4 separate regions of the Homo sapiens genome follow, and all the other regions are linked to region 4. A link is a loop called in an ENCODE intact Hi-C map of the cell type or tissue named here. Cell type or tissue: B cell. All regions are shown on one strand. Each heading gives the region's core, and the rest is flanking DNA. Links, peaks and the distances in the headings are about the cores only. Region 1 has its middle 48 kb from the start of RIOK2. Region 2 overlaps CHD1 (chromodomain helicase DNA binding protein 1). Region 3 overlaps CHD1-DT (CHD1 divergent transcript). Region 4 overlaps LOC107986436 (a long non-coding RNA gene).

Region 1 (7,795 bases), core at 890-5,889, 1.8 Mb before region 4:
TGCACTGTTAATCAAAGAATTTCTAACCATAGCATTAGAACCATTACCTATATCTATTCTCATTTTTTAAACAAAGTATTTATTGTCATTGTAAATAAAACTCCCTGGGTGGTATACAATTCTGAGGGCTATGTTGCTAGGAGAGGGAAATCTCTGTAGTGTTCTTAGAGTCTAGGCACACCACCACTTCTCAGTAGACTTTTTGGAGGCGTCTCAGTATATTCATTACTAGTTGAGGCCTGGAACCAGACTGCCTGGGTTTAAATCCTGGCTGTGCCACTCATTTGCTAGTGAATATAGGCAGATCACTTAACCTGTTTGTGTTCCTCTTCCTCCTCTGTAAGATGCTGGTGATAATCATAGTCTTAGAGTTGGTTAATATGTAAACAAGTGCTTTTTCAGTATGTGGCACATGGTAAATACACAATAAATATAAATTATTGTTATAATGGTACAAGAATAATAAATAATTTGGGGACCTTTGGTTCTCAACAAGGAACAGTAGTTGGCCTCTGTCTTAGTCCATGTAAGCTGCTATAACAAAATACCTTTGAGTGAGTAATTTATAAACAACAGAGATTTACTGCTCACAGTTCTGGAGGCTTTAAAGTCTAAGACCAAGGTGCTGGTAGATTTGGTGTCTCGCTCTCTGCCTCATAAATGATGCCTTCTTGCTGTGTCCTCACATGGCAAAAAAGGGCTGAAAAATCTCCCTCCGGCCTCTTTTGTAAGGGCACTAATCCCATTCATGAGGGCACAGTCTTTATGACCTATTCACCTCCCAAAGGCTTCACCTCTTAATATCACCACAAGGAGATTTGGTTTCAACATATGAATTCTAAGAGGATACAACAAATATTCAGACCATGCTAGACTCATTTTCTTTCCTCCAGGAAGCTTTGGACATTCTCAGAACCTCAATATTCATTCTATAGATTGTTTAACCAGCCATGCAGCCAGACACAAAGGATTTTATTATATTTAGGGAAATCTTTGAAAAGCATGATTACATTATAAAAATGATTTATTGAAGATGTTAACATAATATTATTATTTCTTCCAAACTTGTGAGAAAGAAAATCATGGATAGGATTTGGATTGAGAGCTTGGTGTGACACAAATGATCAACCATTTTAAAACATCTCTGTTCTTTTTTTGGAAGAAGTTCTGGGATAAAATCTTATTTTCTAATTTTATGTATATTCTAAATGTATTTCTGCTTAGTCATATCAGACATTTTCTTAATTGGGAGAGTTGTTTTTAAACCCTCTTATATAAAGGCAGATTATTTTGTAGTAGATGAAGATTCCTTGACTGAGCTGGGGGAAGAAGGGATTTAGGGCCTATCAGATGGGTATGGAGGAGAGGACAGGAGAGGGTGGAGGCTGAAGAGGTGGAGCAATGATGGGATTTGGCTTAACTGGAGGGGTAAGGAAATAGAAGGGCTTCTGAATTGCTTCCTCATCAAAACTTTAGGGTAGTAAGCAACCTCTGAATGTCAGGAGAAAGTGAAGGAGATATTCTGAAACTTATTCAAGAAGACTTTTATTTCGTCTGTGGAGGTGCTGCCACATGTGGTAATGTCAGCGGTAGCAGACATCTAAGTTACACTGAGTTACTGGTGGCATATCAATATAGGTCTGCAGCAACTTCAGTTCTTGCCTTCTCAGAAGAAAGAATTCAACTGGGGTACATAAGGCAGAAGGAGAGACTGAGGCATGTTTCAGAGCGGGAGTGAACGTTTATTAAAAAGCTTTAGAACAATAAGGAAAGGAAAGAAAAGAAAAGAAGGAAAGTACAACTGGGAAGAGGACCAAGGGGTTGACTTGAGAAACCAAGTGCACAGCTTGACCTCTTGACATGGGGTTTTATAGGTTGACATACTTCCGGGGTCTTGCCTTACTTCTCTCCACTCCTGAGGTCTTACTGGGAAGCTGCTGATCAGTTTCAGGTGTTTTCTATCTTTTAGGAGACGGCTTTTCCCTGGTGCCAGCTGTGACCAATTATTACTTTAGAGAAACAGTTAACAACTGCCTGACCATCACCTGATGTTTGCCCAACACTCCTGGTGTGTGTGTGTGTGTGGGAGCCCTCTTCTGCCCTGCTCATACCTGACTAGCTACCTACTGTTAACAGTAACTGCCTCATGGAGCAAGAATGAAAACAAGCCAGTTTTGTGTGGTAAGCCTGGCCAGTTTGGATTTCACGTCTAAATGAGTACAAATAGTTTATATCCTAAAATTCTGCATGCCCTGGTCAAATAACCTTTGCATTCAAAACAATTGATTGAAACTTTTATGGTACAGTATGGTTGATTCTGAAGATGCAGAAAAGACTGTGCTTTTCAGATCCTGTCCTAAAGAGTAGTTGAATCCTTTGCTTGTGGAAAATCAACAGAGGCAGAACAGAAACTTCTGTTGGCAATTTTCCTTAATAGTTCAATAAAATGTTTCACCCTGCTATCTTGTGATATATTTGTAGTTCTGTAAATATACTATGGCACTTGGGGTGAGACAGGAAGGAAGAGGGACATGTCTAATTATAAAAATCAGTGTGAGCTGGCTGGCAGATATGCGCGGAGGAAGAAAAATACCATGTTACGTGATGACATCTTTCTTATCATACAGTGTGCTTTGCCGCCATTGTAAAGTGCTCTTCTACTGTGTATTTTATTTTTTTCTTAGTGACAACCTTCAAATGAAGTGTGCTTTTGTAAGAGTCTTTTCTACAATGTAGAATCCACACCAAGAACATGCGTAGAATGCCCTACCAGGATTTTATCTCTTTGTGCCTGGCTCGAGTTTGTACTTGGTATGATCTCTTATTTTAGGAACTAGCCTGAGGCATCCAGACCCTTGCTGCTGCCATCCCTAGAGAGACAAAAATGAAGGAAATAGAGTTGTACAAGAGAGGAATTTAAAGAGATCTCCCCCAACAGTTTTCAAGCTGCTTTTTCTTCTCCCTTCCTGTCTTCCTTCTCTTTTCCTCCCTGTCTCCTTCCTTCCTTTCATTCCTTCCTTCCTTCTTTTTTAAAGCCCTAAGAACCATTTCTTCTGTTTAAAGTTTGTATGGAGCCCCAAAGGAAGATAAAATAAAGACTGCTCTGGTAGAAGCATAGATAAGTACCCAGAACTCTTCCTAGTTGTGGTTCTGGGGAGAATAATTTGAAAACACCCAATTAATTATATTAAAAACAGAGACCTAGACATTTGAATGATTTGTTATAGTTTCTGATTTTGACTTCAGAGACAATGTGAGTATGCTGAATTCTCCTGGTAATGGGGAAATTTTTGACATGATTTGCCAAATCTAGCTGTTGAAGTTTTAGATTTCCTCTGTTTCTTACTTGTTTTAATAGTAAGTTTGACTATAGTAGCAAAATCATGTGGGTCAATTTTGTTTCCCACTTTTCTTTATAATTTTAGATAAGATCATATATGTTTTACACATAGTTCTGTTGTAATAATTGTGGGAAAAGTCTGGTAGATGTAAAGCTGCACATTTTAGGAAAGACTAGTCTGGGTGCAGTGGCTCACATCTGTAATCCTAGCACTTTGGGAGGTTGAGGTGGGAGGATCACTTGAGGCCAGGAGTTTGAGACTAGCCTGGGCAACATAGAGAGACCCCTGTCTATACAAAAAAAATTATAAGAAGAAAGACTAAAAACTTCCTATTCTCTAAGACAAATGTTTATTCTGTAATTGCAATGCAAAAATATTATTTGAAAGCTTATAAATGAATTGCTCCCCCCAAATTACAGTTTAGCAAATCTGTAATCTCTTGAAAAAAAATCTGAAACGTCTTTAAAATTTTTTTAGCATTTCTTACACTGCAACATTTTTCTATTTTTCTTCTATGTCCTAAAGAAGACATCTACCTGAAATTAGGACATTATGTGTGTAACATTACGTGATTGTGAAATAGCTGCCTGCTCTAGAAGGTCCTTGTTCCTCTAGGGGGCAGTGCTTTACTTTTACATCACCAACCCGGAGTGAAAATATAAGAGCAGCTTTGTTTCTTAAAAGACTAGAAGTAGTTCATTCTGCTCATTCTCTCTCTTCGTTTTAAAAATGTATTGTACAGCTGAGACATTTAACAAGACATGCTTTTAACCAGAAAATATCCAAGATAATTAGAACTTCCATAAACATATTTGATTTGGAGTTTTTAGGGAAGATTTCTTTGGCTTTACCTCTTTATTTTCTAAGAAAGCATAGAATGAGCTTGACTTATGCTCCAAATTTAGTTATTATATAATTGTATTGTCCTTTCTGAAAGATAAACTTTCTTCCCCCTTAAAAACAATTTTGATTTAAGGTTCCAGATGTGTCACTTGACTTGCTAAAAAACAAAGCAAAGCAAAACAAAAACCAGAAAGCCAACCAAAACCCAAAAAGCCAATCAAAACAAGAACCATAACATCCAGTTTGTTCTCTTTGGTTCTACTTTTCTATTTTTCATGCAATTTAAAATTTTAGACTATTTCCCTTGTGCCACAGACTTCTTTTTTTTTTTGTGGTAGTTCCAGAAAACAAATGGATTTATTAAGAAAACAAAATCCGCCTCCATTTCTTTCAGCCCATTCTCATCCCATACTTCTTAAAAGCTATATGTGTATATATATATATGTACATGTGTATATATGTATATATATATGTACAGGTGTATATATGTATATATATACATACGTACATATGTGTGTATATATATATATAGTGTATATATTAATATATATACACTAATGTGGGCAGCAGAATTCAAAGATAGTCCCCAAGATTTCTGGACCCAGGTGTACATATACATCTTCACCCAGTTATTCTGCCAAACACTAATGTAGGTACTGCTATGAAGAGATTTTGCAGATAAATTAAGATCCCAAATGCAGATGAATTAAGATCCTTAAATTAGGGAGATTATCTGGGTAATCTCACCTAATTATGTGAGCCCTTTAAATCTGTTTCTAGAGATCGGAGACAGAAGTCAGATAGAGTTGAGATGTGAGAAGGATTCAACTTGAGAGAGGTTCTCTATTGGTGGTTTTGAGACAGAAGGGAGCCATGGGGCAAGGACCTGCGACTGGCCTCTGGTGGCTGAGAGTGGTCCCCAGTTGACAACCAGCGAGAAAACCAGGAAAACCACCATAAGAAACTGAATTATGACAAAACAAAATGAGCTTGGGGTCCACTTCCAAGCTCATTTTGTTTTGTCATAATTCAGTTTCTTATGGTAGTTGTCTTGATTTTCTTGGTGGTTGTCAACTGGGGCCCACTGTCAGCCACTAGAGACCAGTCTGAGGTCCTTGCCCCATGGCTCCCTTCCATCTGGGTGTTATTTTAAGTCTCCAAGTTTTTTGTTATGCAGCTATAGAAAATCAATACAATCAAAGTAAGCACATTTCTTTAACATTATTTTTTAAAGTTGGCTTGAAAAACGGAAGTTGATACCGAAAAAATATGTTCAGCATTTGGGGATTTGCCATACCCTTTTATAGTGGTGGTTTGCTGGCCAATACCCATGTTCCCCTTTTCCTGGCGACATTCCCTAGTGGGTTGACTTCACACCTAGTTCCAGAGGTGAGACTCAGTTAGCTCAAGTCATTTGGAGTGTATCATTTAGGGCATGTGACCCAAACTGGTCCAATTAGAATAAACCCCAGGAGGATTTTGGTGGGAATGTTGGGGTAAATACTTTCTTTCCTCCTTTGAGCTTAGTGATGTGATTATTGAGGTTTATAAGTATTAAAGATTCAAGGGAGAGCCTAGCATTTCTCAGGGGCTACCATGTGAAGCCTAAAAATTAAGCAACCCAGAGGAAGAAAAGTTAAGGAGGATTCTGGTTATATTTCAGTCCTGTATTAGGCTGTTTGTGAATATAAATCTGCTCCTTGATATGAGCTAATAAATCTTTCTCTTCCCTTAAAAATTTGTTTAAGTCTATTTACTTTGAGTTTCTCGATTCTTACAAATGAAAAATAAAATCCAGACTGATAGACCAGTTATCTCTCTGATTTTCATACTTTTCCTCATCTTTCAACATAGAATATGTTCCAGACTAGTAAACTGTAATCATCTGCATTTATTTCCTTTTGTCTTTGTCTAGTCTTTTAAGTCTAAAGATAAAAATTGGTTAAAAATTATAATAACATATTCTAATATTTATTGTTCTTATATTATCTGACGGAACAATCTAGAAAAATAGGTATTATGGCTTTCATAAACTTATGACACATATTTGAAGGGTATTAATTTATTATTGGCTTTGTATAAACTTTTTTCTTTTGGAAATTCTGTCAATAAAGTAGAACCCATTTTGTTTAAAAGTTTTGTTTCAATCTAGTGAAGATATAATATAGTTCTCATTAATTGACATTATAATTGCCTATAATTATATTGACAGAAACAGAGTCGTGTGTGAAAACAATTAATATTTGTTCTGTATAAAGATGAAAACAGTTGTTTTGTATTGTTAAAATTAGTATTCAGTGCCTGCTTTTAGTACCAATCTTGCTAGCAGAAGCGAATAGACTCTATGATGCAAAATGTGATATTGCGAGCATAACACTTTGTCTTTAGTTATTTAAAATACCTTTGAAATATGTGTATTTTAAATGTATAGGTGTGTATTGAAAACTTAGTTTTGTTTATTTGTTTACTTGCTTTTTAACTTTTAGACCGTTTCCTTTATTTCAGGTATTAAATTGTTTAGAATGTAGTTGTGAGAATAGACCTAACTGGTCTTAAGCATGGCCCACCTGGTTTGACTTTTCTGGGGATATCTTAAATATTAGTATCTTAACAGGTTAGAGTTGACTTGAATACAGTGTAAGCCAAAATTATTTCCATTTCTGTAAACACTTAAAAGTAATTTCTGGCTAAAAAAAAATCTACATGTGATAGTTCAAGAATTTTTTTTTTTAATTTCCTAAGGAAAGACCATAGAATTTCCAGCATAAGAAATACATATTTTTAATATATGACTTTCTTTCTTTTTTTAAATTATACTTTAAGTTCTATGGTACATGTGCACAACGTGCAGGTTTGTTACATATGTATACATGTGCCATGTTGGTTTGCTACACCCATTAACTCATCATTTACATTAGGTATTTCTCCTAATGCTATCCCTCCCCAATCTCCCCATCCCATGACAGGCCCCGGTGTGTGATGTTCCCTGCCCTATGTCCAAGTGTTCTCATTGTTCAATTCCCACCTGTGAGTGAGAACATGCAGTCTTTGGTTTTCTGTCCTTGCAATAGTTGCTTAGAATGATGGTTTCCAGCTTCATCCATGTTGCTACAAAGGACATGAACTTATCCTTTTTTATGGCTGCATAGTACTCCATGGTGTATATGTGCCACATTTTCTTAATCCAGTCTATCAATGATGGACATTTGGGTTGGTTCCAAGTCTTTGCTATTGTGAATAGTGCCACAATAAACATATGTGTGCATGTGTCTTTATAGTAGCATGATTTTAATCCTTTGGGTATATACCCAGTAATGGGATCGCTGGGTCAAATGGTATTTCTAGTTTTAGATCCATGAGGAATCGTCACACTGTCTTCCACAATGGTTGAACTAGTTTACACTCCCACCAACAGTGTAAAAGTGTTTCTATTTCTCCACATCCTCCCCAACACCTGTTGTTTCCTGACTTTTTAATGATCACCATTCTAACTGGCATGAGATGGTATCTCATTGTGGTTTTGATTTGCATTTATCTGATGACCAGTGATGATGAGCATTTTTTTCACGTGTCTGTTGGCTGCATAAATGTCTTCTTTTGAACAGTGTGTT
Region 2 (7,762 bases), core at 1-5,000, 150 kb before region 4:
AACCAGTGAATGAAGAAGTATTAAGAAAACTGCAAAAAAAGGTTAATTTATTGAAAAACTATACCACCATCTTTACTGCCTCAAAGTAATAAAGACTATATTCCTTACCTATATGTAACACAATTATCATTGCAATATAGTTAAATAAAATGCTGAGCTCTAGTTATGTATAAAAAAAAATGGTGTGTTGAGTTCCACAGACAATATTAATCAATATCCTCTTGATGCTAAGAGTATTATTTGTATTAGTGCTACTCATAGTGTGGTTACCTATTTTATCAGTGTGAGGTGAAGAGGCTGAGTCAGAATATACGTCAACGATGTCACTAGGCACATTGTTTTAGCTCAGATTTGAGCGGGGGGCCGGTAGCAACATTTTTCTCTATGAAGGAATCTGTGTGTCGATTTATATTCTGGCCCTCAAGCATCTTATCTCATCACAGACTGGTACTCTGAGTAACACTGTATACTACCACGAAGTATAGACAAGTTTTTGTATCTCTTGTAGTTTTTTCCAAACAGAATAGCCCCTTACCCTATTCCATCATTATCTTTGAGGAATCTGAGTTCCATTAAATTATTCTGCTAGTAGCAATAAAGTATCTCCTTTGAAGCTCTTGAAAGTAGAGATCATAACACGGTAAGGTTAACAAGTAGACCTCACAATGTCTTAAATTTGTATCTATGACACAATGGATATTTATGAAACTCAATTTCTGCCTAAGAGGCAGAAAACGTTTTATTTGCCTGTGTGTAATTTACACTTTGTGTTTTCTAGTTCGAAAATGCATCTATTCCAAGCCAATTAGTCCACAGGTGTACCACCATGAATGTGAGAATCACTAAAAGTAAATTTTAATTTAAAATGTTGTCTTCTCTAAAAGCTAGATTAAGAATGGTATAAACCAATCCTCTAAATTTTCCCAAAGTAATACAAGCAATCTACCTTTCATTGGGTATTTTATTGATTACCTCAGCTCCATCAACTTTCGGTGGTTTTGCTTGAACTTTGTTTTCTCGGGAAGTGTCTGACTCAGACTCTGACTGACTGCCTGATTCAGATCCGGAGTCAGAGTCACTGCTACCTGACTGGCTACTGCTTCCATCACTACTGCTTCCAGAACTCGAACCAGATCCAGAGCCTGAAGCTGACCCAGAATCATCATCCGACTGGCTATAATTTGAAAATAAACAATTTCAAACAAAATTCATTAGGAATTTAATTTTTCTTAGACGTCAGCAGAAAGCCCCAAATCATTAAATTTTACTTCATACTTAATATTTCAACTATCTTTGGCCAAAAAAAAGAAAAAGGAATTGATTTAATCTATAGTAACAACTGCCATAGTTGATAATTTATTTATACGTGATAGATTATTACATACTTGATAGATTTATGACATATTTTATAGATTTTTATGGCTAAAACATAAGCAATAAGATTGTAATCTTCTTCTAAGACAATATGCAAAATCTACTAAGTACAAAATCCTGGGTTAGAAACTTTGAGAAGTCAAGAAGTTGAAGGCATGGTACCTACCTTTATAAAGCTCTAGCAATAATAAAGTAAGAAATGTGTGAAGAAAAGATTAAATGTGTTAAAAAAAATTCTTACAGTAACAGGCAGAAATTTATTTGTAGTTTCTGCTTGTTTTCAAGTTTCCATCTCTATCACTCCAGGAGAACATAATTTATTATAACCGAGCTATGATAAAATATAATTTATTTTAAAAAATCAGTAACACTGCTTGTCTGAGAAAATCACTTATTAATAAGTTCTTTGTGGATCTGTAGCAATAAATCTGAAATAGCAAATTCTCATATTTCCTAACGTGTATACACACACATAAAAAAGCAATTGACATTTCATAAACTATCCTTTTTTCCATTTCTAATTTTTAGTCCAAGATAGAGCAGAAATAGTCTGGACTAAACAGTTGATTATATAATTATCCCCAAGGTCATTTGTTTATATGTTGAAAACTAGGGCATTAAATTTCTGGTACATATGGTTGACTCCGCTTTTGATGTAATTTCATTTGGCTTTATGAGAAACCACAGGTAATACAGTTTACAGATATACAAGAAAATACAAGTTTCCTGTCCTCTTCTGTAATTTTCTAAAATGCCACCAGATGGAGGTATTACTCTAAGACAACACAGTAATTCTCTTTTTCCAGAGCAAGAATTTAGTAATTTCTGCATGAGAACAGAGAAATAAAAGTTTGCAGGAAGAATTTTGATTCTACAGGTGAGATATATAAATGCTTAAAGTATGAATAAGCATTGTTGTGTTTTTCAATCTAATGGAATAAATGTTGTATTCATAGAAACAGTAAATTAAAATTTGCTTCTTAAAGGCATATGCTATGAAGATCATTTTTGCCATCATGTCTCCTCTCTGGTCACATAGTTTAGAGGTCCAAAAACAGCATATTAAATTTTAATTTTTAAGGCCATATTTTACTTGCATACCTTGCGAGAAATTTTAGCAAGGATATTAAAAGATTTTTTTTCCTGACATACAACTTTATTTTTCCCTTAACATAATAGGTAAGCAAAATATTTCATTTATTCAATAAACTTTATTGAGAACTATCATGTGTTAGGCACTGGGGACAGACTGAGATGAGATGAAGTCTTTATCATCAAAAGAACTATTTAACCTCGAGACAGTCATATAAATGAATAAATATCCTTCTTTGCTATGTTTAAGACAACTGATTCCCATGTATGGGGAGCACTAAAGATATAACCAAGTTTGGTACAGTAGTCAGAAAACACTTAGAAGAAAGTGCTGTTAAATGAATTCTTCAGCAAAGAAATAAAAGAGTATCTCTTTCTTTTGAGGAATGTGAGTTCTATTAAATTATTCTGCTAGTAGCAATAAAGTATCTCCTCTGAAGATCTTGAAAGTAGAGATCATACACAGTAAGGTTAACAAGTAGACCTCATGATGTCTTAAATTTGTATCTATGACACAATGGATATTTATGAAACTCAATTTTTTTCCAGAATACCTAGCAGAGTGCCTCACACAGATGGGTGCTCAATAAATATGTGAACAGTAGACAGATGAATGATTAAATTGTGGGGGCTATTGTGGGCCTGTAATTCTCATTAGTCATTAGTCATTCCAGATGCATAGCTAGTAAAAACTGCTTGTTAACAAATCAAAATTCTTAAATGAATACAGAAATCTTTCCTTTCATATTCTTTAGGCAGTAGTACTGGCTGGAGATAAAAGCAACAGCCCGAGGCTATGCTACTCTAGTTGCACAGGTTTATTGTTAGAATGTCTTTACCTTGGGTATTAGAAATACTGAATAAAGTATTTATTTTATTGAGTTGTTCTTTAGTACGATAAAGAATATGCAAAAAGAGCTGGGAGCGGTGGCTCATGCCTGTAATCCCAGCACTTTGGAAGGCAGAGGGGGGCGGATCACCTGAGGTCGGGAGTTCGAGACCAGTCTGACCAACATGGAGAAACCTCGACTCTACTGAAAATACAAAACTGGCTGGGCATGGTGGCGCATGCCTGTGATCCCAGCTACTTGGGAGGCTGAGGCAGGAGAATCACTTGAACCCTGGAGGCGGAGGTTGCAGTGAGCCAAGTTCACGCCATTGCACTCCAGCCTGGGCAACAAGAGCAAAACTCCATCTCAAAAAAAAAAAAAAAAAAGCAAAAAGAGTAAGGAATATCTTATTTACTGCTATAGAATGATCTAAGATACAGTTTAAGTGAAAAAAAGATACCAAATGTTTATAGAATGTTTCTTTTGCATAAGAAAGAAAAATATTTATATATATTTGCTTGTATTTTTTGAAAAGCAACAATGGCAGAATAACCCAACTAATTTGAAAATGATGGCCTAAAGAGAGGGAGGGAAGAGTAGAAGGAACAGCAATTGAAATGAGTCTTCAGTTTTAGAATTACGTAAATGTTTTACATGATTTTTTTAAAAAGAGATTTTTAAAAATGAAAGAAAAATATACATGGGGCCAGAAAAAAAATTAGACTTAAAACTTTGAGCTAAAATAGGTGAAAAGCCTCTCCCTAATAAAGTAATTTTATTTCCACCTACTGCTGCAAATGCTCTTTCTAAAATAAAAAGCTGATGGTGGCCTTTCTTTTTTGTCTTCTGTTCTATAACAAAGTTCAACAAACATCTATGAGACCTTTCAGGATCTCTCTCTAATTCTCCAATCTATTTTCAACTAGTTGCTCACTTAAATCCCTAAGTTCAAGCTATGGCAAGCTACATGTAATTCTCTAAAAGCCACTTACTCTTTCCACTTCCTGCCTTTGTACCATTCCTTCTCTTTTCTTTTTATTATGTAATTTTTTGAGTCCCACCTCACAGCTACTCCTCCAGCAAATCTCTGCCAACTCTATCCCAACCCAACGTTAAATCAGGTTTACTTCCACAGCACTCCCAAAACTTCTGGAATATATACCTCTATCTTGGTTATGAGCAAACGATGTAATAATCACTGTAGTTTTCAGGTACCCTACCTAAGACCTTATGTTCCTTGAGCGCTGGGATTGCTTTTTGCTGCTCTTATGTCAAGCATTAAATGAAGAGTACAATGTTTCATGGATAGATGAATAAATAAGTAAATCAAAGAGATATAGGGGACACAGTTTTACATATTTTATGTAAAACTCACAAATTTGGCTATTAAATCTCTGATCTCCAATTAATATTTTATTTTAGGTAATAACCAGTATTACTAATCTTTTATAAAACTGAAATATCTGTACAACACTTGAATTATCCTTAAAGTGTATTAAATCTCACCAGCACAACAGTATTAAAGTGGTAGGTAGATTGCTAAAAACACTGAATTCTTAATTCAGATAATACACCCACGGAATAAATAAATAAATAAACCCATTGAATTCTTTTCCTCAATTCACGAAAGAAAAACCACCATTAATAGGTACTGTGATAAAATTATAGTGTTTTCTTAGGGTAAATTAAGGAGAAATACCACATTTAAAAGATAAAATAGTAATTCAAATTAAAGTGTCTTTTCAAGTTTAATATACAATTTCAAATATAAACTGAGCAATATGATGAATTATCATGAATCTATCACCCAGCTCCACAATTAGCAACTCATACCAATCTTGATTCAACTAAGAAACTATTTGTAAACATTTGCAATACCAATATCTCTTAAAAGATCACTTCGTTAATATTAAAGATATTTAATATTATTAAACATTAAATTAAGTACACTGAATATTAAATATCCAATCAGGCTATCCCTTTAGTCTCATAATTGTTTCTTCCACTCTTCTGCTTTCCAGATTTTGCTAAGCGCACCCTTGTGTTATCATTTAACATATTTTTCTATCCCTTGTATTTCTTATAAACTGGCTATTATATCTAGAGGCTTGATCAGATTCAAATTCAGTTCTTCTTGACAAGAATAGTTTATACGTGGTGTTGTGGACTTCTACCAGATGGCATTTAATGTTTTGTTGTTTTCTTTTGTGTGAGATTTAGTATAAATCTGTGGATTCAGGTACTGCCAGCCTTATCCATCCATTATAAAGCTCCCCATCACTTCATACCTAGCATTTTTAGCAGCCACTGATGATGATATGTCTTCCTCCATTAATAAGAGGCAGTAAAATGGTGACATCATTCATCAGTTACCCAAAACATCTTTTCTTCATTACACTTCTGTAAAGAGAAACTTTCCCTCATCATATTTGTTAACTCTGAGGTATAGTTCATGAAGAAAAGGGGTTTTATTTCTTTTCCTTATTTACCAGTTTTCAAAATGAGTTAAATCGCCAGCATCCTTCAAAGTAGACCAATAATTTTTTAAGTCCCATTATGAACTCATGGATTTGAACTTATTTTATAAATTTTAATCTACTGTCAGCATCCTTGTTGATTTCCAAACTCTCCCATCTTTTTCCAACAGGAAACCCTTTATTAGCTCTTAAGTCCTTCTGACAAGACCTGAAGTAGTCTTTGATAACCTGCCTATCTTTCTAGTATGACAGGATGTACCAGGCTCATCTTGCGTATTTCTTGCCTGAGGCTATAACCCAGCCATTTTATCAAAAAGCCCTTCTATTTATAATAAATTAGAAACTAAGTTGCAATCTAAGTACTAGGTGAACCTATTACTACTGGACTGGTTGCCTTATTTAGGATGTTTCAATGGAATGAGCTAGGATGTGTGTATTTTTAGAGAAACTACATTAAGAATTCATGTAATTCAAATTCAAAACTGCAAGCTTTTTACTTCCATTGTATGTTCATGTCATCACTCGGGTTGAGTTGGTTGCAAATGGCACTATTTATTTGCTTTATTTCAATTTTAATAGTTTCAAAATAATACCATTATCATAAACAATATGATTATTAAAGTTAAGATGACTATGCAATTCTTTTTGTTTTCAGGAATACTCACTTCTACAGTCAAATAACTGCTATAAAGTCAGGTAAAATAATTTATCTCTGTGTGACCACCAATTTGGCACAGTTAGGACCATCTGCTTTTTTAAATAGAGACTGCTTTCTTACTAATTTTGATTTTATGTTGCTTTATTTACTTGGATCCAACTTCGGAGCTACAGAACAAGCTATGGTCAGAAGTTCAGCTTCCATTCTTGACTCCTCTACACTATGTCCTCTCTTCCCCTATAGTAACCATTCAAAAATTTTTTATTTTCCCCTTTTTTAACATGAGCAAATTACGAATAAGAATGTTTATATTCCCCTTTCACAAATAATCATTAACATATTTTACACTCTTAAATAAATGGTAGCAGATTATATACACATTATATCCTGGAGATCATTCTGCAGTAGTGGACATATTATTCTTTGTGAAACTGCATATACTCCATTTTGTAGATGCACCATCGTTTCATGTGCCTCAAGGATGTACATGTTGTTTTCAGTTCTCTGATTCTACAAATAGTGATACAAAAAAAAATGGCCCTCTGCAGATATCTTTTTTATTTATGACAGTGTGTATTTTGATGTGCTATTTATCAACCAATGTAAACTCATCCTCTCTGAAGTTTTAAATTTACAATCACCTAGCACCTAGATCCTGACTTCTAAATACTACTGCACACTTAAATAAACTACAGCTCCTTTGAGAAATGGCAGGCTCTAAGGCTGCAATAGGGAAGATACAAGATGAGTCTAACAACCTTCCTGTGCTAAAATGAAAAAAAAAAAAAAAAATATATATATATATATATATATATATATATAGAGGCATGTCAAAAAGGACAGAGGAAAAACAAAAGGACATGAGAGCCCACTTGAAGGGGCTTCCATTGACCAAATCTGATTTGAGCATAAAAATAAAGACAGTTAAGGATCACTGCTCAGTAAATAAAACAGGAACCCTTGAGTCTGTGCTGATGACAGAAACAGACACACAGAGGAGGGCTCTGATAGAGCTCTGAATGTCAACTGGTAAGGGTATTAGTCTTAGAAAACCATAATTATGCAATCATCACAGAAAATGCTGGTTTGGGCAAAAAATCATCAATGGATACTACATCTAGGGGAAGTTTGCTGAGTAGGATAATTTACATAGACTCAAAGTGTCTTCTCACAAATTGCTTCTTAGCTGTAACAGATGAATTAGAAATCACAGTGGAGAAACCGGACACCATGTCCTGGTGATTGAATGTAGCATCACTAATAGGGACAGACAAACAATGTGAGCTCCAGCTGTGAAACACTTTAGAAGATATATCATTACCAACACGGTT
Region 3 (7,795 bases), core at 1,135-6,134, 56 kb before region 4:
ATTTAAGCAGATTTAAACGATACTTACCATCATATATTCTATCATGTAAGAACATACTTTTCATAATGCAGGAGTCTGACTCTCAGATATTTACCCAAGATTTATGAAAGGTTATGTTCACACTGAAATCTGTACATGAATGTTTATTGCAGTTTTATTTGTAGTTGTCAAAACCTGGAAACAATTCAAACTTGAATAAATGAATTAGCAATTTGTGGTATATCTATACATTGGAACTCTTCTTAGCAATAAAATATGGGAAATATGATGGATTCATGTAGCAACATGAATGAATCTCAAATATATTTTGTGAAAGTGAAAGAAGATAGAAGCAAAAAAATTTATATTGTATGATTTTACATATTTAACATTCTAAACAAGTCAAAAATATTAAGATGGGAGACAAATCAGTGGTTGCCACGAGTAGGGTAGAGATGGAGGCTCACCATAAAGAGGAAGCAGGAAGGAATTTGGGGAGTGATGAAACTATTTTTTTTTTTTTGAGATGGAGTCTTGCTCTGTTGCCCAGGCTGGAGTGCAGCAGCATGATCTCAGCTCACTGCAACCTCCGCCCTCCTGGATTCAAGCGATTCTCCTGTCTCAGCCTCCTGAGCAGCTGGGATTACAAGTGCAGGACACCACTCCCAGCTAATTTTTGTAGACATGGGGTTTCACCATGTTGGCCAGGCTGGTCTCGAACTCCAGACCTTAAGTGATCTGCCCATCTCGGCCTCCAAAAGTGCTGGGATTACAGGTGAGAGCCACTGTGCCCAGCCTGATGAAACTGTTTGGTATATGACCGTGATGATGCTCTATGAATTTGTCAAAATTCATAGAAATATGAATTATAATAAGTGAGTTTATATAAATTTTAAATCTAAAATTTTTTAAAAGTTAAGCAAAATAAGAATTGAGAAAAGACTTTTCGAGTTTTTCATTATGCATTTCATGGGTGACTGAGCAGTTTTGATGAAGTGGGGCTAATTGAATCCAAATTGCATTATGTTTAAGAGGAAGTGAAGTAAGTAAATGGAAACATGTATGTGGACTTTTCTAGAAGTTTGGCTATAAAGGGGAGAAGGGAGGTAGATGGATGAGAATGTGAGCTTCTAATAAATTTTAATTTTTTGGGATGAGACCAATTAGAAATAAAACTAATAAAAATGTGCAAGACCTCTACTGAGAACATTACAAAATTTAATAGAAGATATAAAATTTCCAAATAAGTAGATGCATCATGTTCACTGATGAGATGACTTAATGCTACAAAAATCTAATTGTTCCCTTAATTAATTTATAAATCCAAACAATCTCAATAAAAATGCTAATGTGTGTGTGTGTATATGCATGTGTGTACTTTGCCAAATGGATTCCAAAATTCATTAGGACAAGCAAATGTATAAGAATGGCCAAAATAATCTTTGACAATATTAGGAATTACTTTATCAGTTTTGAGGACACATTATAAAGCTATATTAATAGAAACACTGTGGAACTGGTTCAGGAATAGACATCCGATTTTGAGATAGGAGCAAGGTTGTCTCCTTGAGGAACAATTCTACAATTCTACCAATAGAGTATACTGTAAGTTTTCCACTTTGCCTTCCTGAAAGTCACTAGAGGCTGTTTGATAGGTTATCTGTGTACTGGAAAGAGGGTAACATCCAGATTTTTCTGGGATTACTGGGACAGACTTAGAGTTGATGCTAATTCGTGGAGAATTCAAATGGTCTTTGACCAAATAGTCAGAGTGGGGATTTATAGATGTTAGAAGTTATATGGAGCTTTGGTCTAATTTCTTCTCACAGTGGGCCCTATGGTAATTCTCTTTATTTCTGAATTTGTAGTTCCCAAGAAAACACTTGAAAACCAACAGACTCTTCAAACTGGGTCCATTGCCTGTAGAATGATGGCTAACATGAAAAGGGCCAAGTAGAAACCACTAGAATTACTCTGATCAACCGAAATGTTAAATCAAAAGCAATAGTGCATCAATGAGGAGGTCTGTGGAGATTAATGTCACCATGAAAGTCTTGAGGGATGCAAGAGTGTTGATTTAGCTTGTCATGATGGTAGTGGGCTTTTGGAGAGTGATAGAGGATTTTCATAAACTTTTTTTTTTTTTTTTTTTTAGATAGAGTCTTGCCCTGTTGCCCAGGCTGGAGTGCCGTGGCTTGATATTGGCTGTCTGCAACCTCCGCCTCCCGGGTTCAAGTGATTCTCCTGCCTCAGCCTCCCAAGTAGCTGGGATTACAGGTGAGCGCCACCACACCTGGCTAATTTTTCTATTTTTAGTAGAGATGGGGTTTCACCATGTTGGCCAGGCTGGTCTTGAACTCCTGACCTCAAGTGACCAGCCTGCCTTGGCCTCCCAAAGTGCTGGGATTACAGGCATGAGCCACCGTGCCTGGCCAACTTTCATAAACTTAATCAGGTGGTGACAGGAAATACTACTGCTTTTATGTATGTAGTCTCTTTACTGGATCAAAACAACAAAATCTCTGATACCTAGTATGCAGCTATTGCTCTGGCAAATGCTTTATTCACTCTATTCCAACCAAGAAGCAATTTGCTGTCACATGATTAAGACAAAAAAAAATTCACTGTTAACTTTCAGCTCTGTGGCGGCTCTCTGTCATAATCCAGGCTACATAATCTATGAAATCATACTTATAGATCTATTGGGAAACTTTAGTAAGACACATTTGTGCTGGGGGAGGAGATAAATCCCATGAAAACTTATTGGGTTCCCAAGGTCCCTGGGGTTCGAGATATACTGAGATCTCTCCTCCAAAGTAAAAGTTAACTTGATGTATCTCCCACCCACTAGCATTAAACAAGTGGGTACTTTGTGGATCTGGAGTCAACATATGTCTAATTTGTGTGATTTGCTTTGCCCATTTACTGAGTTTCGAATGGAGCTCAGAGCAAAAGAAGACTCTGAAGCTGGTCCAGGTTACAGTACAAGTTATTTTACCATTTAGGCCATATGAATCAGCAGGTCTGTGACTTTTAGGGCTGTTCCATGGAGCTACTGGCAAATCCCCATAAAGAATGACAATCTATGCTTGTAAGATTTTAAGACAAAGTAATGTAGATATTCATTCACCTTTTTAGAAATGGCATCTTTCTTGCCACTCATTTCTGGTAGAGATTGAATATCTGACCATGGGACATCAAATGACCAGGCAATCTGAGATGAGTGTCATGAACTGGATGTATCTGATCCCCAAAGCTCTAAAGTTGGACATCAACAGCAAAACCCCATTATAAAGTGATAGTGGTGTGAGATTGAGCTCAAAGAGGTACTGAATATGTGATTTGCATGAATTGAGGTTTAGACTCTCATGACACCTACTGTTATTGCATTGCTGCCTGTCCTTCAACTCACTCTTCTGACCTCATGGGGAGTTCCCCCTGACTGAGGAAGAAAAAAATTCAGGCCTGGTTTACATATGATTCTGAGTGATATGCTGACACAGATAGAAGTGAATTGATGCATAATTATGGCCCAACTCAGAGGTGGTCTGGAATGATAGTAAGGAAATGAAATACTTCTACTGAGCAGGACTTCAAGCAGTATATCCGTCTGCTTGCCCACTCCACCTGGAAGGAGAGATGGCCAAAAATATGGATCATATTGACAGTGGCTAGTGATTGTCACTGGAAATTCAATGACTTGAAAGATACACAACTGGAGGAATGAAGATAAGGAGATCTGGGCAAAAGGTATTTGTATGTGCCCCCAGAATAAGGACAGAATATGAGTATTTGTCTCATGTGAATTCCTACCAAAGGTCACTGACTGAAGAGTCTTGCAGTTACCAGCTAGACAAGAAGACCCATTGTATGCATAACATTCAGCTTCTAGCTGCATCTACAAGTGCTTCCTCAAGGGCTTATGAACAAAGTGGCCTTGACAGCAGGAATGGAGATTACACATGGGTTCAACAACATGAACTTACTCTCATCAAGGCTGATCTGATTAATGCCACTGCTGAGTGCTTGCCTGGCCAGTAGCCTAGCTGAGCCTCTGAAAGAGCAGGATTCCCCGGGGAGACCAGTTACCAATCTGTTGGCAGGTTGATTTTCTTGAATATACTGTCACTTTGGATAAATTTGGCTTTAAAATTTGTGTTATTTGTCTGAAATGTCTGTCAGCATCACCATCAATTAACCTATGAATATTTCATTCACTATCATGGTATTACACATAATAGTGTTTCTCCAAGTATGATCCATGAAACCATAGGGATCTCCAAGACCCTTTCAGGGGATCTATAAGGCCAGAACAATTTTTAAAACAGAACTAAGACATTACTTGCCATTTTCTTTGTGTTTACATTTATACTGATAATGCAAAAGCAATGCTGGGTCAAACCTCTGTCTCCTTAGCACAAATCAAGGCAGGGGCACCAAACTGTACTGAGTTATAAGATTCTTGGCCACTGGGGACTCAGAAAAAAATGTAGTTTCACATCAAGAATATAGTGATGAGGTAGTAAAAATGATTACTTAGTAATTTTTTTTTTTGAGATGGAATCTTGCTCTGTTGCCCAGGCTGGACCCTAATTCCTGGGCTCAAGGGATCCTCCTGTCTCAGCTTCCCAAGTAGCTGGGACTACAAGTAAATGCTACCATGCCCAACTAATTTGATTAAATATTAACCCTTTAGTACATGGCTTCTAAATATTCTGTGTGGCAAATAAGTCATTCATATAGCACTTTTGCTGCGTACAAAAATACAATATTTGTCTTGTGGAAAAGCATTTGTGTGATGAAGTTGTGGGCCAAACTAGCTGATTTTTTTCATGGGGCACTATTTTTACTTGAAAGAACAATTGACAGACAAATTAGGATTATTCAGACTTGGATATTTGGCAGACATTTTCTCAAAAATGAATGCAGTAAGACTGTCATCTCAAGGAAAACAACTGACAGTATTTTGTTATCAATAAAAAAAAAATGTAAGCTTTCAACTAAGAGTTAGTGTTTTAGAAAACCATCCAGTACTCTGAGCATGAAAACTTCACAATTAAGATGTTAAAAATAATGTTAATGTGATATTAGTGATTGTCATTTTATTTTATTGTACAATGAAATGTGTCACTACTTGGAAGGTCTGAATAACTCAGTAATGCAATATTTTCCAAATGTTCAAAGCATGATGTTACAAAATCATGAAAGTTTCATTTAAAGTGCAAGTTAGGCCAATAGTTTTAATGTAACACAGTATATTGAATAACAAATTTAAATAAAAGGCAAAAGACAAATTGAGAAAACTATTTCAACACATATTAACACTGTCAGAAATAGCACTTTATATTATTTTAATAAGTATAATAGATCATTGAGTTATTTCTACTTGTTCGGGTATAGAAATGAAATAGTTTTTTTTTTTTAATTATTGTTTGAAAATGTGCTGTGTCGAAATTTCTTTTTCATCCCTTAGCACACTCTTGGGCAGATTCCAAAATCTTCTGGTTATTTTTTATTTTATTTTATTTTATTTTTCGACTTGGAGTTTTGCTCTTGTTGCCCAGGCTGGAGTACAGTGGCATGATCTGGGCTCACTGCAACCTCCACCTTCCGGTTTCCAGCAATTCTCCTGCCTCAGCCTCCTGAGTAGCTAGGATTACAGGTGCCTGCCACCATGCCCAGCTAATTTTTGTATTTTTAGTAGAGACGGGTTTCACCATGTTGGCCAGGCTGGTCTTGAACTCCTGGCCTTGTAATCCGCTCGCCTTGGCCTCCCAAAGTGCTGGGATTACAGGCATGAGCCACCGCGCCTGGGCTGGTTTTTTTTTTAATTAAATGTGTCCTGCATAGTTTCAAACCACCAGGTCATGTCTTCATTCCTAGTACTACCAAAAGCTGTGTTTCTGGCTACTGGGAGTGACTTCAAGAAATGGGTAGAGGGATTAGAAAAATGCTACAAAAATAGTTCTTGAATAGCCAAAATAACTACTCTCTGAATTGTATTCTTCCTACTTCTTAGCAGTGTGCTTTGTATGGAGTGGAAGATGGGGGTGGGAAGATGCTGTAGGGCTATTTTGTAAACCTTGAGGGTAGAGAAAACTCTCTGTTCACAAATTTGATGGCATTTTTATGTCTTTCTTTAGCATGTAGGATACTTGGCACCTCTGGACTTCAGCTTAAGTCTAAGCCTAGATTGAAGAGAGTAGAAAAGTCTACCTAACACCCTATTCTATAAGAAAAATACTAATACTACAATAGAAAAATGACAAAAGATCCTAAGCAGAAAATCCACAAAAATACAAATCACTAATAAACATTTGCAATCTTAGGAAATCCAAAATATTGTTGGACCAGTTGATATGGTTTGGCTGTGTCCCCACCCATATCTCATCTTGAATTCCCACATGTTGTGGGAGGGAAACAGTGGGAGGTAATTGAATCAAGAGGGCAGGTCTTTCCTGTGCCATTCTTGTGATAGTGAGTAAGTCTCATGAGATCTGATGGTTATTATAAGGGGGTGTTTTCCTGCACAAGCTCTCTTTGCCTGCTTCCATCCATGTAAGACGTGACTTGCTCCCCCTTCCACCATGATTTTGAGGCCTCCCCAGCCATGTGGAACTGTGAGTCCAATAAACTTCTTTCTTTTGTAAATCGCCCAGTATCTGGTATGCCTTTATCAGCAGCACGAAAACAGACAAATACACCAGTATGACAATTTTATATATCATACTGCCATTAAAATTTATAATATCAAGGCTGGGTGCGGTGGCTCACGCCTGTAATCTCAGCACTTTGGGAGGCCGAGGCGGCAGATCAGCTGAGGTCAGGAGTTCAAGACCAGACTGGCCAACATGGTGAAACCCCATCTCTACTAAAAATACAAAAATTAGCTGGGTGTGGTGGCGTGCCCCTGTAGTTCCAGCTACCTGGGAGGCTGAGGTGGGAGAATCGCTTGAACCCAGGAGGTGGAGGTTGCGGTGAGCTGAGATCATGCCATTGCACTCCAGCCTGGGTGACAGAGCAAGACCTTATCTCAAAAAAAAAATACATAATACTAAAATGTTTCAAGCTTATGGGTGATAGGCACTTTTCATACACTGCTGATGGATTTCAAATAAGAATAACCAGTTATGAGGAACAATTTGGGGACCCATGTCAAGAACCTGTGTCAATACAAATATATTCATACTCTTTGACCTACTAATTCCTTTTCCAAAAATTTACTCAAGAAAATAATCTTAGATACTGTATTAGTCAGTTTTGCATTGCTATAAAAAAAAACCTGAGATTGGGTAATTTATAAAGAGAAGGGGTTTAATTGGTTCACAGTTCTTCAGACCATACAAGAAGCATGATACAAGCATCTGCTTTTGGTGAGCCTCAGGTAGCTTACAATCATGACTGAAGTTGAAGGGGTAGCCACCATCTCACATGGTGACAGTGGGAGCAAGAAAGTAGGGGAGGTACCACATGCTTTTAAACAACCAAATATAAAATTAACTGAACATGGTGGCACACACCTGTAGTCCCAGCTACTTGGGAGGCTGAAGCACGAGAATTGCTTGAATCAGGGAGGTGGAGGCTGCAGTGAGCCAAGATTGTGTCACTGCACTCCAGCCTGTGTGACTCCATCTCAAAAACAAACAAACAAAAAAACAACAATAGCCAAATCTCACGAGAACTCATTCACTATTGTGAGGACAGCACAAAGCTATAAGATTAACAACCATGACCCAAACACCTCCATCCCGGCCTGATCTCCAACACTAGGGATTAAATTTTAACATGAGACTTGGAAGGGAAAACTATGCAAACC
Region 4 (7,795 bases), core at 1,723-6,722:
AGGTGGAGACGGCGGAGGTGTTAACTCTTCTTTCTATCTCCTTAGTTCCAGCTCACTATGCTGTTCCTGGCTCTTCCAGCGTCCAGGTCGGGGGCAGGGGTGTGAAGAGAGGTAAAGGGGTTAAAAAGGAGGCAGTTAAACGGGGTTAAGATCATGAACTCTGGAGTGAGAGACGTGGGGTTGGAGGCCCTACCACCCACTAGCTTGGTCACCTTGGTTATGTGTCTCCACAGTGTCCCTTCCTCACAATACCAATAATGACTTTCAAAATAATGACTTACGGTTCTGACGATCATATAATTGATTTATGTAAAGCACTTACTCAGTAATTGTTAGGTGTTACTGGATATTTTTATGGGAGTAGTTATTACTGGGTATTATTCTTTTTTTTTTCTGGGGCTTTCTTTTCTTTCTTTCTTTCTTTCTTTCTTTCTTTCTTTCTTTCTTTCTTTCTTTTTCTTTCTTTCTCTCTCTCTCTCTCATCTCTCTCTCTCCCTCCCTCCCTGCCTCCCTTCCTTCCTTTTTTTTTTTTTTTTTTTGAGACGAACTCTTGCACTGTCGCCTAGGCTGGAGTGCAGTGGCACAATCTCGGCTCACTGCAACCTCTGCCTCTTGGATTCAAGCGATTCTTCTGCCTCAACCTCCCGAGTAGCTGGTATTATGGGCATGTGCCACCATGCCTGGCTAATTTTTTGTATTTTTAGTAGAGATGGGGCTTCACCATGTTGGCCAGGCTGGTCTCGAACTCCTGACCTCAAGTGACCCACCTGCCTCGGCCTCCCAAAGTGCTGGGATTACAGGCATGAGCCACTGTGTCTAGCCTGGGGCTGTTTTACCAATGCCGATTACTCTTTACCTTGGCAGGTGTCCATCACTAGTTCTCTTGTGGGATGATTTTGTGTGTTCTCTGCCTTCCTCTCCACCCACAGGGATCTTTGCACTGTAGTTTCCTGGTGTTTGTAATGCTCTTACTGGCTGATGCTTTCCAATCTCCCTACCTCAGTTCTTACTCTGCTAGACTCATGCAGTTTTCTTCCCAGAGCAGGCAGAATGATGGAAAATGGGAAAATTCGTGCATCTAGGGCCAGCTAAACGCTGGAGGTGTAGGCCATTTTGCCTGTCAGTCTCTGTCCTTGCCCTACCATTATGGGCTGTTCCAGCGGTCTCTTGCTTACAGATTCCTTTAGAGTCCCAGTCTGTCTCTTCATGCGTGGAGAAATAACTGAGACATGTCAGAGCTTCCCCAAATACTCTCATCAATTTGCCTACATAGTTTTGCCACTCAGCAAACTTCCACCTAAGGAGTGAACTATCTCTTGGAGAAAACTTTCATCTCTGAGTGGTCCTCTTAGGGTCCCCTTTCCTTGGCTTGCTTTTAGGGAAACACACCCCTGTCCTCTCGTGTAGGTGAAGGGAGACACCATGGTATTCTCTTCCTTGATTCATTTCAAAGACTCCCCCTCTTCAATGAATCTCTAACCTTCTTCTAAGTAGTCACTGTTTACATTTGCAAGGTTATATTTTATTAGACAAGAGGTATACCAAAGGAATAATTTACAAGTAATTTGTGGATTGTAATTGTTGTGTGGCAATATGGATTTCTGATTCCCCTCCCCTCATCTCCCCACCACATGTCTCATGTGAAGACTGACTCCTGTTGAGAGCAAGTAAACAGAGCTGTGGCGAATTTGACTCAAAAAGGAGACAGATATTCTTCAGTACAATAAAGTGCAAACGATATACTAATATGTGTTGATTTTGATAGTATGAAGAAGCTAATGGCCCTATACCGAAAAGGTAAAAGACTGACCTAAATGAAGATTTTTTTCTCTTCTCTCTTCTGCCTTCAGCAACTGAAAATCTCTGCAACAACTTGGCAATGGAATGTGAAGGAGCTGAACAAGGAAGGACCAGATGACTGACTCATGGGGTTTGGTTGAAGGAGATGAGGGCAAGGAGAAAAGGGATATGAAGAGGGTTGTAGAGGTTGTGGGAGGAAGGAGATAGAAAAGGCCTTTGGCAAAGATATTTTTCTGCCTACATTTATGTTGGCCATATGGGGATGCCATAAATATCTTGAACACTGGAGGAGCTAGGTGTGGCACCAGACATCAAGATGGCCCTCAAGAATTCTAGCCTCCTGGTATTCATGTTCTTATATAGTCTCCTCCAACACTGAAAAGGGCTGACCTGTGTAACTAATAGGATATTGTGGAAATGATGGAGTTTGTCTTCTGAGGCTAGATCATGAAAGACATGTGGTCCTTGGACCACTTAATCATGAAGAAGACAGCTGCCATGTTGTGAGGACTCTCAAGCAGCTCTGTGGAGAGGTCCATAGGTAAGGAACTGAGAACCCCCTCCAAGTGAGCAATCTTGGAGGTATATCCTTTCCTCTCAGTCAAGCCTTCAGATGACTACAGCCTGGGCTGGTATCTTGACTGCAACCTTATGAGAAACCCTGAGCCAACACCAGCTAAGATTCTCCTGAATTCCTCACCCTAAGAAACTGAGATAATAAATCTGTGTTGGTTTAAGCCACGTGTATTGAGATAACTAATTATGTGGCAATAGAAAACTAATACACTAAGAGATGAATTAAATAGAGAATCCACTCCAAGATTCCACTGTTCTGTGGATTATATAGAGGTTGAACATGTTGCTCCAATCTAAGCTATTTGTTTATTCTTTTAAATTCTGTGTGTCTGCTTGACTGGCCCACAAGACTCTAGGATTATCAAGTATACTACCCTACCCTTCCATAATAAAAGGTGTAGGCTGGGTGAGGTGGCTTATGCTGGTAATCCCAGTGCTTTGGAAGGCTGAGGTGGGAGGATCACTTGAGGCCACGAGTTCAAGATCAGCCTGGGCAACATAGTGAGGCCAGGAGATCAAGACCAGCCTGGGTGACGGAGTCAGACTCTGTCTCTAGAAGTAAGCAAATAGGTAGTTAAATAAATAAATAAAATAAAGGGTGTGGTGTTTGGGTTACAATTTTAAATGCTGAAATTTAAGAAATTAAGAAATATACAATGAAATGATATAACTCATTAACAGTTATTATTTGCATATAAAAGTAAATACAGTTGTGAGAGACTGAATACTATGAATAAAATCACATGGTGTGCACCTGTCACAGTCATCAGTTTCACATGTTCCTGCTGAAAATAGTTGAACTCTTAGTTCCTCAATACCATTGACCTTTTCTTTTTTGAAAAAAAAAAAAAATAAATCTATTTCTACTGTAATTTGCTATCACATATTGTGTCCTTCCCCTTTTAAAAACAATGTTATTTCTGTCTCTTTTTATAATAGAATATTCTAAAATCTTCTGTTTGTATTCTACATTGCAGCTTCATTTCAAATCCAAATCCTTACAATTGGCATTGCTTAGCAAATTAACAATGATATACTTCGGTAGATATCTTGTTATGCTTTCTATTGTTTTATGTAACAATTTGGCAATTGCATAAATAGACATGTATCAATGATTCTAATAATTGAAATGGCATTTCCAGTTCCCCTTTAAGTGGAGGAAAACCTATTAAAATTAATTCATTTTAAAAAACCCCACTGTCGCAAGGCAATTTCAATAGAAAGATACCACTATCTCCCTTGCTCAGAGGTTGCTATTTACATATTTAACATCCTGAATCTCTAAAGGGAGTTCAATACGATGTAAGCATTAGCATAAGGCAAGCATGTGAACCAGATACATCTACCTATCGCTTTTTATTTGGTGTTTTTCCTCCTTTGACTTTGTCATCAAACTCAGAAACCGTCGGCTTCTGGCGCCCTCTTGTGGACAAATGCTCCTAGTGTTTTTGGCAGCTCCCTTGTTTAGGGAAGTTTGAAAAAACGAATAATTTTCCTATTTGTTTATGCAAAATAATTTGAATTTCTGAAATAGTGTGACAATTTTTGCTCAGTTACAGAATTGAACTGAGAGAAATTTCTATTAAAGCAAACATAAGACAAAAAAAAAAACCTCCCGATAAAGCAATGAAATTCCTACTACATTTTTTGTTAGATGGATTGTTGGTTCTAACTTATATTGATAATAATTAATTGCAAGAATATCAATCATCTCTGCTTCCTTCCTTCTCAATTTAGGACTTGACTAAAGGGGAGGCTTCCATTCAGCATTTATTTTCCCAGCTCCAGGGTCAAGACCCACCGTGGTCACTGGAGTCCTGGCAGTCTGCCACTGCAGGATGGGTCCTCCAGCACAATTCCATAACTCATCCGACTGCCATTCCTTTCCTAGCATCTCCTACAACAGTGTTCTCCTTTGGCCCATCCTCCTCATCCTGTCCTCCACTGACACGTTAATTTTCCTTCTTGTGGTCGGGAAAGATTAATTGAGCATCATTGAGCATTTACGATGAGCTGGAGTCTGAGTAACAGTAGAGGGATTAGCACAGTGCTAATGTGATAATAGGGCTTAATGAGTCAGGGTATAACCCATGCCCAGACCACACAAAGCTAGGAAAAAAAATTAGGCTCATAGCAGTGGTCATGTAAATTATTTCTTTGACTGTATACCTGCCTTTGTGGGAGCTCCAGCCACTTCCAGGTGTCCCTATCTCAACTATTTCTGGGAGTTCCTGTAAATTCCCATAGGTGTTCAAATAGTTTTCTCGGCCACCACACAAACACTTTCCTTTCTTTAGCTGGACCCTAGGAGATGCAGGCTGCCACGTGTTGCTTGTTTGTGTATATGTAGGTGTCTCCTGAATCTGTTGCCATGAGGTGGCTGCTCCTGCCTTGTTGAGGCCAGCTGAGGTCACTGGGGCAATGCTCTGTGTGGAGAGGTCTTGGTCACTGCTGATGTGCTGGTGCTCTAGGTATGCCAAGGTTCACCAAGTTTTTTGACTTCTTAGATCTGTATTGGCCAAATGGGAAAAAATCCCACTCTTGTTCTATAGTTTTTCAAAGTTCAAAAGCAATGCTGATTTGTGTGCCCAGTAGCTCTCTGACCTTTGAGCTAGGCAGCTGTCTTATATTTCTGTCAAAGGCTCTTCCCCTCGGGTTCCCAGAGAGATAGAAGGAAGAGAGAGCCTATGAGGAAGAGGGGAAGTCACAGAACAAGATGAGACACACTCGCTTTATATCACTCCTTGCAGTCTTTACCCAGGGCATTTTTATTAGATGAAACAGTAAGTTTCACTTCTTTTTCTTTGCTCTGAGGCTGTTTTTAATTTTCTCAAACTGATTCCTTGTGGCTCTGATTCATCCATTCTTCAGAAATGCTCAGGCATGTCTGCATCTAGGAAGAATGCAACTTAGGCTTGTGTAGGATTCTCTCCATATTAGTTAATGGTGACAAAGGTGATAGTGGACAGTGGTGACCAGGTTACAAGGAGGGAAGGAACATCTTTAGAGGAAAAATATTGGCAGCCCTCATATTTCTAAAATATTCCAGAAATTGCTCTTTAGGGGAGGAGCACATCCATGAAAACTTTCAGTATAGTTTCAAAAGTGCTTGAATGTATCATGACAGCATAATACTAAAAATCTCACACTATTCTGTTTTATAAAGTACTCTCACTTTGTGATGTGTTCAGCAAACATGTCAAATTGTTATTAAGCTCATTGTTTACAAATACGAAAGTTATAAGAGACCTAATGGTCAAACAAATGTGTATATAAGTAAGTAGGCATTACCTAAAGGCATTATCTATTATTAGAATCATTGGTACATATCCTTTTATGCAATTGCCAAATTGCCAAATTATTATATAAAACAATAGAAAGCATAACAAGGTATGCTAATTTGACTGATTAGCTAGAAATTTGCATAAAGACATTTTTGTTTCTTCTATTTTGCAAGGTAATTATATTAAAATGCTCCCACCTCCCCATCTCTGCTTCTCACATTTTATGGCCCAATAATATAAAAATAGATTCTCCTGATTGCTAAGTGGAGGCAGCCTATTTAGTTTTGAACTCAGATGCCCCAACTTTCTTGGTGAATTGCCTAGGACGAGTTCTCTCAATAGTCTGAGCCTCAATTTCCTGATGTTATGACATTGGATAAATAACACTAGTGGTACCTACCTTATAGGTGGCAAGGCTTAACTGAGATCATCAATAAAACCAAGGACAGTTACTAAGGCAAAATAAAACTTTTCTCTCCACATAAAAGTAAGTTTTTGTATGTCAGTTATTCCTCGGTAAAGCTGTTAACTAAAGTGAGAGACATTTTTGAAATGAAAATTGTCATACTAGAAGAAAATGTTAAGTTCCACTCCTGAAAAATCTGAGCTTTCTTTCAAAGAAAGGTAAAGTTCTGAGAAAGACAGACAGGAGGGCTGTGCTTCCTGCTGCACACTATGGAATGAGTATCTGGGGACGACATGAGTGGCGACCATAAAGTGTCCCTTCTGATGAGTTTGAATCATCACTTTATTCTTTTACTTAAGCCAGCACTGACCAATACAGTAGCCACTGGCCACACGCGGCTATTGAGCCCTTGAAATGTGGCTAAGCTGAATTGAAATGTAGTGTCAGTATAAAATGCACATCAGATTTTGAAGACTTTAAATTAAAAAAGAATGTGAAATAGTTTATTAAAAGTTTAAAAATATTGATTACATGTTAAATTGGTAATATTTTATATACCTATTTTTAAAAAGGAATATGTTATGAGCTATTTTTGCCTGTTTCTTTTGACTTTTTACCTTGTGGCTGCCAGAAAACTTAAAATTATATATGTATTTTGAATTAGATTTTTATCAAACAGTGCTATGAGCTAAATACATTTTCACCTTTTCTTGATGACCCGAAGATACACAGAAACGGCAAACCTTCTGGAAGACTGGATTCAGACCTTATGACTTTAAATCTGGATACCATCAATAAATAGCTGTATGATCATGGACAGACATGTTAATGTCAGAATCTCAGGATTTTTTATTTTTTATTTTTTCCAGAAGCAGAGGGGTGATATTATTATGTGAGTCCACAAATAGAGTTGTGCAAGAAATACAGGTTTATTTTTCCGTAACTGGAGTTAGTTTCTGTTATGAATGTCTAATTTATCTATTAAGGAAAACAGTCTCAGTTAATTCAGGTTCATTTAGCTCATATACACAAAATCTTTCCTTTTCCTTGAATAGCCGTAAGGTAAGGAGGCAAAGAGTATTTGATCCTGGGTGTCATCATCTATCTCTCCTGGGGACATTCTCTTGACTGCCCGGGGCTTAGTCATCATGACTGCTGTTTCTTTCTCATCCCCACTGCAAGGCCTCATTAGGAATCCTAGTTTTCTTTTCCGTAACAGATCCAATGTAGGATTTATGGAAAATAGTCCTCAAGTTACAGAACATACTTCATAGGTGTATTAAGAAGAATAAACAAGATGATCTTTGTAAAGTGCTTAGTACAATGCCCGATATAAATGAAGCCTCTGATAAAAGTAGTTAGCACTACTAATGCTGTTGATGCAGATGTTCTGGCTTTCAGGCCAGAACACTTTGAATTTCTAGAAATTTAGCTGCCAGAAAAGAGGTGAGTGAGGGTGTCATTTTCTGTTGCTTCTTTTTCAGTAGTTCAGAGTTAGGAGAGCAAATGTATACACTGTGGGGACCAGTGCAGGGTTGTGGGGGTTGAGGTTTGGGGACAAAACAAAACATCAGTCTCCAATTACTCCTTGGTTTTGACCAAGAGATCAGCAGCTAGCATTGGTGCTGGGAAGACATGTATGGGTTTGTGGGTGGTGGTAGTTGGGTGAAGACTGGTAGATCTTCTAACATTGGAGGATACCATGGCAGAAATAACAATACCATAAACA

Evidence for each region. Peaks named below come from ENCODE experiments on the same cell type or tissue, not always from the same donor. Only the 100,000 strongest peaks of a DNase experiment are listed, where the experiment ranks them.
Region 1: a loop joins it to region 4, with 8 times the contacts of the local background. A loop is called at or near these places in 3 of 110 quality-filtered maps.
Region 2: a loop joins it to region 4, with 17 times the contacts of the local background. A loop is called at or near these places in 50 of 110 quality-filtered maps.
Region 3: it touches region 4 in a loop (5-fold over the local background); 2 of 110 quality-filtered maps call a loop at or near these places.

The regions. Positions count from the first base shown.
Region 1 is chr5:97,227,277-97,235,071 of GRCh38, forward strand. No RefSeq gene overlaps it. Among named protein-coding and RNA genes, the nearest start is that of RIOK2, 48 kb to the left of the region's middle. In B cell, for the core only: CTCF peaks have their summits at 3,953 (motif pointing right) and 4,157; a DNase peak (open chromatin) is centred at 3,955.
Region 2 is chr5:98,903,925-98,911,686 of GRCh38, forward strand. CHD1 (chromodomain helicase DNA binding protein 1) reads right to left here. Exons shown (of 36, transcript NM_001270.4): 3 at 973-1,174. Among named protein-coding and RNA genes, the nearest start is that of CHD1-DT, 21 kb to the right of the region's middle. RefSeq lists an enhancer at 530-1,729. In B cell, for the core only: CTCF peaks have their summits at 2,131 (motif pointing right) and 2,338; a DNase peak (open chromatin) is centred at 2,137; H3K27ac peaks cover 451 bases.
Region 3 is chr5:99,001,763-99,009,557 of GRCh38, forward strand. CHD1-DT (CHD1 divergent transcript) reads left to right here. Exons shown (of 4, transcript NR_151718.1): 4 at 2,139-2,259. Among named protein-coding and RNA genes, the nearest start is that of CHD1, 77 kb to the left of the region's middle. RefSeq lists an enhancer at 3,535-3,594. In B cell, for the core only: no CTCF peak of the experiment used is centred there; a DNase peak (open chromatin) is centred at 3,389.
Region 4 is chr5:99,056,739-99,064,533 of GRCh38, forward strand. LOC107986436 (a long non-coding RNA gene) reads left to right here. Exons shown (of 2, transcript XR_001742822.1): 2 at 1,851-3,248. Among named protein-coding and RNA genes, the nearest start is that of CHD1, 130 kb to the left of the region's middle. In B cell, for the core only: CTCF peaks have their summits at 3,810 (motif pointing left) and 4,013; DNase peaks (open chromatin) are centred at 3,143 and 3,783; H3K4me3 peaks cover 516 bases; H3K27ac peaks cover 332 bases.